2 separate regions of the Homo sapiens genome follow, and region 2 is linked to region 1. A link is an interaction called in ENCODE POLR2A ChIA-PET data of the cell type or tissue named here. Cell type or tissue: PC-9. All regions are shown on one strand. Links, peaks and the distances in the headings refer to the core of each region. The heading gives the core; the rest is flanking DNA. Region 1 has its middle 5.8 kb from the start of TRY-GTA1-1. Region 2 overlaps LOC124901287 (a long non-coding RNA gene).

What was found. Peaks named below come from ENCODE experiments on the same cell type or tissue, not always from the same donor. Only the 100,000 strongest peaks of a DNase experiment are listed, where the experiment ranks them.
Region 2: POLR2A ChIA-PET joins it to region 1 with 7 read pairs; 11 of 35 experiments call an interaction of 5 or more read pairs at or near these places.

The regions. Positions count from the first base shown.
Region 1 is chr6:26,560,908-26,565,301 of GRCh38, forward strand. No RefSeq gene overlaps it. Among named protein-coding and RNA genes, the nearest start is that of TRY-GTA1-1, 5.8 kb to the right of the region's middle. In PC-9, for the core only: no CTCF peak of the experiment used is centred there; no DNase peak of the experiment used is centred there.
Region 2 is chr6:26,293,567-26,297,960 of GRCh38, forward strand. It overlaps LOC124901287 (a long non-coding RNA gene), which reads left to right. Exons shown (of 2, transcript XR_007059520.1): 2 at 2,505-4,394. Among named protein-coding and RNA genes, the nearest start is that of TRR-TCG4-1, 3.9 kb to the right of the region's middle. RefSeq lists cis regulatory regions at 2,190-2,849, 3,354-3,881 and enhancers at 2,230-2,279, 2,375-2,669. In PC-9, for the core only: no CTCF peak of the experiment used is centred there; DNase peaks (open chromatin) are centred at 2,575, 2,835 and 3,475; H3K4me3 peaks cover 1,635 bases; H3K27ac peaks cover 2,333 bases.

The DNA.
Region 1 (4,394 bases), core at 326-4,325:
AGTGCTTGCTGAAGTGTTTAAATGGTAAAGTCATCACATCTGTCACTTATTTTCAAACAGCTCAGCAAAAGAAATGTACATGCTGTGTGTGTCCATACACAAGAAAGAAAGATTGATTTAAAGCGAGTATGGCAAATACTAGCAATTGTTGATTGTGGAGTGTATATATTGTTCACTGCAATATTATTTCAACTCCTTTTTGTAAATTTAAAACTTTTCATGGTAAAAACCCTATAGGGCGAAAATAACCTCCTTCAAGAGCAACATAAAAAACATGACACAACTAAAAACTGTGATAATTGTGTCCCTTTTGTCATTTCTGAGAATCCCAAAACATTGTCTTGTATTCTTTTGTAAAGGAAGAAAGTTTAGTCAAGAGTTTATTTTAGGGACAAGCCTAAGAACATGTCCTCATTTATTATTTCTGTTTTAATCCAAAGAGCTTCTTCAGATGTCAAAAGTCATGTAAAATTTGTGTATGGATGAGATTATACAGCAAGGCAAGTTCCTAGCTAATGATTCACATTAAGGGGCTGAACATACTGGGTTTGAAAATGGCTCAGGCTGGGCGCTGTGGCTCATTCCTGTAATCATAGCACTTTGGGAAGCCAAGACCAGCCTGGCCAACATGTTGAAACCCAGTCTCTACAAAAAATACAGTAATTAGCCAGGCGTGGTGGCAGGTGCCTGTACTCCCAGCTACTCGGGAGGCTGAGTAGGAGGATGGTTTAAGCCCAAGGAGGCAGAGCTTGCAGTGAGCCATGTTCATGCCACAGCACTCCTGTAGCAGGAGGAGTCATGGACAAAATCCCTCAGACACTGGATTGGGGAAGGAAAGAGCTTTATTCAGCTGGGAGCATCGGCAGACTCGCGTCCTAGAAACCGAGCTCTCCGAATAAGTAATTCCTATCCTTTTTAAGGGCTCACAACTCTAAAGGGGCTGCATGAAGTGGGGGTTATGATCGATTGAGCAAGCGAGGGGTACACGACTGGGGGCTGCCTGCATCAGTAATCAGAACGAAACAGAACAGAACAGGGAGTTTCACAATGCTTCTTCATGCAATGTCTAGAATCTATAGATACCAAAAGTGGTGAGTTCAGGGGTTGAATTTTAACTACCAGGCCCGAGGCGCGGCGCCGGGCTGTCTGACTATGAATTTCACTTCTGCCTATTCTTTTAACTTCTACCTTTTCAGCAAACAAGAAATTAAATATAAGACAATATGAGGAGTGGTCTCCTCTTTCACTCCAATCTGGGAACAGAGCCAGACCATCTCAAGAAAAAAAAAGAAAAAGAAAAAACAAAGAAAGAAAAGAAAATGGCTCAGTAAATTGGATTGGGATTGTTGCGAAATTTGAGAAACTAGGTATTAAAGCATGTACAGTGGCAGCATCTTGTATGCACTATATGCTAATAAATAATTACTTAATATTGGTGAGGTTTGGCAGGGTAATGGAATATGTGTTAACTGAAAGAGGACAACAACATCTAAAAAAGGCAAAGTTCTTACCAGCTGAGAGCTGAAAACACAGCTAATATTTAATTATTCATAGAAGGAAAATAAAATGAAGAAAAATCTCGACTGATCTATCTTCTAATGTTCTGAAATTTACAGCTCATTGCTTAAAGTAGGCCTGGTAAAGAGAATGGAGTCAATGCTCTTTTTTTTTTTTAACCAAATAACATCTATTAACATCTCAAGGAACTATTGATACTCAAGGAACTAACATTTAGCAAAAATGTATTTAGAAAATATGGTTCTTTTCAAATGTAAATTATTAATTGTGACAGGCAAACAACCAGGAAATAACAGAAAAGACTGGAAGAACTGGTTAAAGACACATCTAATGCCATAAAAGTTCACAAGACTACTTACAGATAAATAATAGTTTATTAACAATCTTGTACTTTTAAAATTCACACTGGTAATTCTAAAATGCTTCAAGTGACATCAGAATCACCTAAGATGTGGGCATGACAATCAATTAATTAATTTATAATTAATCTAAGAAAAGCGATATACATTTTAGAGACCAGGAAGACTAAAGTGGCTTCTGAATTACTGTGTTTATGAACCAAGAACTGGATTATGAAGACTTTTATAAAATCATCTTGAGGTAGGGAAAAAACCAACATTCTGGGAGTACGATGCCCATTTTTGTGTGTGTTTACAATATTGTGATTGCTGTAATAATCAGGCAGTGAGAATACTAGCCCTTCATCTGATAAGCCTTACCCTCAGGTCCCTCTTAACCGTTTATAAAGCTGGTGATATGGTGTGATATGGTGTGGCTGTTTCCCCACCTAAATCTCATTTTGAATTGTAGTTCCCAAAATCTCCGTGTGTCATGGGAGGGACCCAGTAGGAGGTAATGAAATCATGGGGGCGGTTGCCCCCACGCTATTCTCTTCATGGTAAGTTCTCACCAGATCTAACGGTTTTTATAAGGGGCTTCTTCCTTCACTTGGTTCTCAGTCTCTCTCCTGCTGCCCTGTGAAAAGTAGGCACCCTTCTAGGGGCATGCATTATCACGTGAAAGTATACCAATGTTAAATGCAGAAACAATAGACTCTAAGGAGACTTCAGAAAGGAAAAACAGTAATATAAAAGAGGTCAGAAAACGGATACCTCTCACTGACACCTATTAGACAAGTACAGGACGAGATCTTGACAGGGAGTGGAAGGATATCCTGCCCTATCTCATTAGGGTTACTCTGTGAGGCAAGACCAGGAGTGGGGATAGGTCTGGAACAGCCATGTTGTAATAAGCTTTCCAAGAAAACGTCACTACATTATTTTGGAGGACAGTATGAAAGGTAATGTAGCTGGGAGAATTGGGGATAATCAAAAAACAGGCTATCTCACTCAGCTTTCTTCCTATTTATTTATTTATGACACAGGGTCTCCCTCTGTTGCCCAGGCTGGAGTACAGTGGCGCGATCTCAGCTCACTGCAGCCTCGACTTCCCAGTGAGGCAGAAAAATAGGGCCTGGAGTCAAGGAACATAAGGCCAACTCACACTTCAGCTATAACAGGAAATATCCTCTCCATAGGGCATACACGGAGTAAATTACTTTGTAACTTTAATTCATCCTCTTCATTTACATAGGGCGTACCCCAAGTAGATGATATTTAAACTCACAAAAACTCTGTAACGGGGCCTTTGAGCTCCTGTGCTCAGCCCCACTCCCACACTGTGGAGTATACTTTCGTTTTCAATAAAACCCTTCATTCTTTCCTTGCTCTGTTTGTGCGTTTTGTCCAGTTCTTTGTTCAAGACGCCAAGAACCTGGACACCCTCCACCATTACCACCATTAACACCAGGCTCTAGTGATCCTCCCATCTCAGCCTCCTGAGTAGCTGGAGCTGTAGGCACGTGCCACCACGCCCAGCTAACTTTTGTATTTTTTGTAGAGACGGGGTTTTGCCATATTCCCCAGTGGTGGCTCACGCCTGTAATCCCAGCACTTTGGGAGGCTGAGGCGGGTTGATCACGAGGTCAGGAGTTTGAGACCAGCCTGGCCAACATGGTGAAACCCTGTCTCTACTAAAAATACAAAAATTAGCTGGGCGCGGTGGCGGGCGCTTGTAATCCCAGCTACTAGGGAGGCTGAGGCAGAAGAATTGCTTGAACCTGGGAGGCGGAGGTTGCAGTGAGCCAAGATCGGGCCACTGCACCACTCCAGTCTGGGTGACTGAGCAAGACTCCGTCTCAGGGGAAAAAAAAAAGTGATTCTGATCAATCGCTTCTTCAAAATTCCTAACTAAGCATGGGCAACATAGTGAGACCTATGACTCAACATACTGAGTCTCTACAAAAATACAAAAACAAAATAAACCAGCCCATTAGCTGGGCATGATGATATGTGCCTTAATCCCAGCTGCTCAGGTGGCTGAGGGGAGATGATCCCTTGAGCCTAGGAGTTCAAGACTTTAGTGAGCTTTGATCCCACCGCTGCACCCCAGCCTGGACCACTGCACCCCAGCATCAACAACAGAGTGTGACCCTGTCTCGAAAAAAAAAATCCTCTGTAAGGACTATAACTCCATCTAGGAGGCTTTCCTTAATTAATCTCAACCAAATCTGATCTCTTACATAGTCTAAATTCTTGTGTACTTAGCTTTTTTTGTGGTACTGTTTGGGACTTGTTTTAATGATTACATTATTACTCGTATGCTTCCTATGGTGTTATTCTTGAATTTTTTATACTCTAATTTCACTAAAGATAAGGCCCAGCGAAAAGGCTTTCAAAGTACTCTCTGTGGGTTCCCCTGTTTGAGCCTGTGGGAGTAAGGCAGTGGACAGCACACTCTGAGAACTGTGCGTTACAAATTCTATTTAATTTGATATTCACAACTATCCCCTTAGGATCTGTATTACCTTCATTATC
Region 2 (4,394 bases), core at 298-4,297, 270 kb before region 1:
ATTACTACTACTTGAATTTCTCCTTCATAATCACAGTGAACAACTCCGGGGACCATGGTAATGCCCTGTAAGTTAAGACGGCTTTTGCCCAAAATTAATCCCATATATCCTGTTGGCAAAGGTCCCCAAATACCAGTGGGAATCTTCGTGGGTTTGTCTCCTCCAACAAATGTAACCCGTTCTCTGACTGGAAGATCTAATCCTGTGCTTCTGGGTGTTCCTGGGGAGAGGGAATCAATGTTCTTCTGGGAACCCATCCCTGAAATGGGGCTGTGGCCTGGATGGGGAATGCCCTCATTGTTTGAGGGGCCCGGATCCAGGCCCCCTTCTCGTTTCCCGACAGGGGGGTGCTATTCTGATGAAATTTTGAGCGGCATTGATTAACCCAATGATTTCCTTTATTACAACGAGTGAAAAGTCCTGGCATTTTTTCTGTCTGGGGGAACTGCATTATAAGATCCTCTCTGCCCAGAGGTCTGATGGCATTCTTTTTTGAAATGTCCAATTTTTCCACAATTATAACATTTTCCTACTTTAGGGCTTGACCCTTGGCCCTTTCTAGATTTGTTACTACTAAATTAGCCATTGCTTGAGCCAACATTGTAGAATGATGGAGTTCAGTTCCCACATCCTGACAGGCTTTGAGAAATTTTCCTAAGATCTTTGCAGACCTCACAGGTGCCAGAGCACGTTTACAATCTGCACTTGCATTTTCAAAAGCTAGAGTCAAAGTAAGCATTTCTGCAGCAGCGGTATGAGGAATCTGATGCCTCACTGCCTCTTGTAATTGTACAACAAAATGTGCATAGGACTCCTGCGACCCTTGCATAACTTGTAGAAAAGATTGTACTGGGACTCCTTGCTCTGGAATGGTGTCCCAGGCGCGTTTAGCAGCCAAGGCAGACTGCTTGTAAGCAGTGCCTGGGAGTGTCAATTGTCGCAGCAGATCTGAATAAGGGCCATTACCCAGTTGCATATCCTCTGTAATGTCCCCGTGTCCAGCAGCACGATTCTGTCTAGTCTGGTCTGCACACAGTTCTAGCCAGTTTAAATTCCATGTCAGATATGCACTACCAGACAAACAAGTGTGAGCCAAATGCTTTATATCAAAGGCTGGAAGGCACATAGCACCGAGTACAGATTCTAGCAATCCTAAAGTAAATGGGCTCTGTATTCCATTATTAACTACACTAGCTTTTAATTCCTTCAACAACTTAAACTCTACCGGGGTGTGTTCATAAGTAAACTGCTGTGGATTATTCAGATTGGGCCTTACGGAAATAGGAAAAGCGCAAGGTCCTAGGGGCTCTCCAGCTATGGCAGCAGCGCAGAGAATTCTTTGTGTTGGGGTCTCTTTCTGCTACTGAAGGAGGCGGTATAGATGTTTCTGCTATTGGGGGGATGGTACAGGCCAATTTTCGTCCTTTCCTGTTTATCATTTTCTTTTCTTTTCTTTTTTTTTTTTTTTTGAGACAGAGTCTCGCTCTGTCACCCAGGTTGGAGTGCAGTGGCACGATCTCAGCTCACTGCAAGCTCCGCCTCCCGGGTTCACGCCATTCTCCTGCCTCAGCCTCCCAAGTAGCTGGGACTACAGGCACCCACCACCACGCCTGGCTAATTTCCTTGCATTTTTAGTAGAGATGGGGTTTCACTGTGTTAGCCAGGATGGTCTCAAATCTCCTGACCTCACGATGCGCCCACCTCGGCCTCCCAAAGTACTGGGATTACAGGCGTGAGCCACTGTGCCTGGCCTCCTGTTTATCATTTTCAATGCATGCTGTGGGTGAGACAAAAGATTCTTTCAATTTTTGAGATTCAGAACATGGCTCCTGTGGTCCAGCAGAATAAGAAGGGGACAATGGCAGAAGGACAGTACAGACTAAACCCCAGAGAAAACAGAAGGATCAACTTTGAGACCTTTTTGATGAGCCCGTTTTAATCTGTCTCCTACTGGGTCCCAATTTTCCACATTGAGGGTGCCTGTCTGTGGAAACCATGGGTTATGCATAATAAACTCCTGCAGAAGCTTAGTTAGTGTTTGAGAGCTAACCTGAGCATTAAGCAACTGCACATAATGTTGCTCCTCCATAGACAAATTCTGCCCCATGTTACCCTGATTCAGAAACTTCCCGCTCCCAGTACCTCCTCAGGGCACTGACTTTATATCCTCCTCTGGCTGACTCGTCCTGGGGTTCCTCGTTCATCTGATCAGTTTCACTTTCTCTGCTCCAGCAGACCTTCTTCATTCAAGTCTCTGTTTGGGTGCCATTGTGGCTGTTACTGTAGGACTAAACGAAGGAGGACAAATGCAGAAATGAAGACAAAGACAAAAGAATTTGTTTAAAAGAAGGGGTCAGAGGGCTCCTTGCTTCTAGAGAACAAGGGCCCTGAGCTTCTACAGCCCTTCATATTTATTACGTGGAGTGAACAGGGAGGAAGGGGTAACTGTTGGTCAGCTACTTGATTTATCACAGGCTCACATGATTGCTTTCTTTGTTCAACAGACTCCAGATGTTCCTATAGATAACCTTAAGGAACACGGTGCCTGGGACGTGGTTGCCCTCAGCATTCCTTCTGGTGACAGATGCAGTTGTCAGTTTGCCAACATCCTGCTTTCATGAGAACAGTTTGCTGTTTGCTCATATACCCTCCAGTGGTATATTGAGTTGGTCACGTCCCTCATTCCTTTGGCCTCCAACAGGTGAAGGCTAAAGAAGGCTTTCTCATCCAACGTCTTCACTGAGGATAGGAAAGCCCTTTCTCTCCAATTGTGAACTGCACGCATGTGTGTAAGCTATGCTTGCATAGCAAAGTCCACTTGGGCATTAGAGTCAAAGTTGTTAAGGGGAGCTAGTCATAGCTACCACGTGGCCAGGCATGTGGAACCAGACACCAGGCACACATCATGAATCATCATATTTACTTTAAATAATGCTGACAACCTAGTTCATAGTGACACACTACTTGAGATATATAGAATAACATTATTACCCAGTAAGTATGTGAACATTCCGATATTTTAGTAAGGGTCATCACCATGGCACTTATCTACAGAGATAAATGAAAACTAAAACAGGGTTGCTGCATTAATTTTGCCCTGGCAATTGTCTGATTCTGAAATGGTGGCAGGTTTTGAGCCAAAACTTGAATGAGTAAGAACTTGCCATATAGCCGAGAAGAGCACTCTAGCAAAAAGAAATAAATATAAGGAAGCATAATAGTTAAAGGTTTTTAAGGAACTACAAATAATTCAGTGTGATGAAGTATGGAGGTGAGGTCATGTGAGGGAGAGGGATTTGGAGAGAAAAGTGGCTGTGTTCCGATCACCTCCTGTGCACCTGTTGAAAGACAATAAATTCTCCTGCCCTAAATAGTAAGAAGGCTGGACACATGACCTCAACACTGAATAAATGAGACTGGCAGAAATTTATTAGTCATATGTACTCACAGCCTGGAAAAAAGAGGGCACTGCATACCGTGCAAGGCCACAGAAGGTTTGCACTCAGGAACAGAATGAACCATTAGGGGCTGTGAGAGGTAGGCTTTGTAGTCATCAGAGGGTTGGGTGACTCCTGGTTCCCTCCAGAGAATGTAGTTGGCTTGCTTTAACAGTTTTAGGGACTGGCAGTGAGACGAAACCCATTAGGTTGAGGCCTGAGTGAGATGCAGCTGGTCTGTCAGATAAGGGAACTGGACAAGTAGGGAACCTTTCCTGCTTGTGGGAGTCATAGCTATCAAGACAGGGGAATTTGTGGATAAGCATTTTTGGGGAGCTCTGTGAGGGTCAAAAATCTCAAGGCAGCAGTTGAAATTTTAGGTCTTACAATACCTAAAATTGGTTTGGAGTTATGGCAGAACAAAAAGGGAAAGAACAGGTCATAAGGGCGTGAGTATACAAGGCAAACACTTGGATTTTATTTTTCAGTGGGCAATAGGAAACCACTGACCAATTGTGAGCAAAGAATATTATTCCAGTTCTCTTCTGAGAAAAAAAAGTCTCTGTCCCATTCCAGGAGGTGCAGCAATCAATCAATCAATCAATAAGGGGGGAAATAAAGGAAAAAAGTCTTTAGAGTTTTCATGTTTATGATCTGGTCCTTGATTGGTTTATTTTTCAGCAAGTCACTTCTTTTCTAACTTGGGAAAGGGAAAGTTTGGGACTGTATATATTTATTTAAATCTGACCACTCCACACTAGTCATCTCCACTTGAATGTTCAATACACAACTTGAAGTAAATGCTGAAACAGATTCTAGATCCCCACCACACACATACACACTCCACTCTCAAAATGCTCTTTCTGAAGTCATTCCTGTCTCAGTAAATGCAAACTGTGTTGTTACAGCAAAAGAAACTGGAGATATATATGACTTTTCTATTTATTTCACACCAAT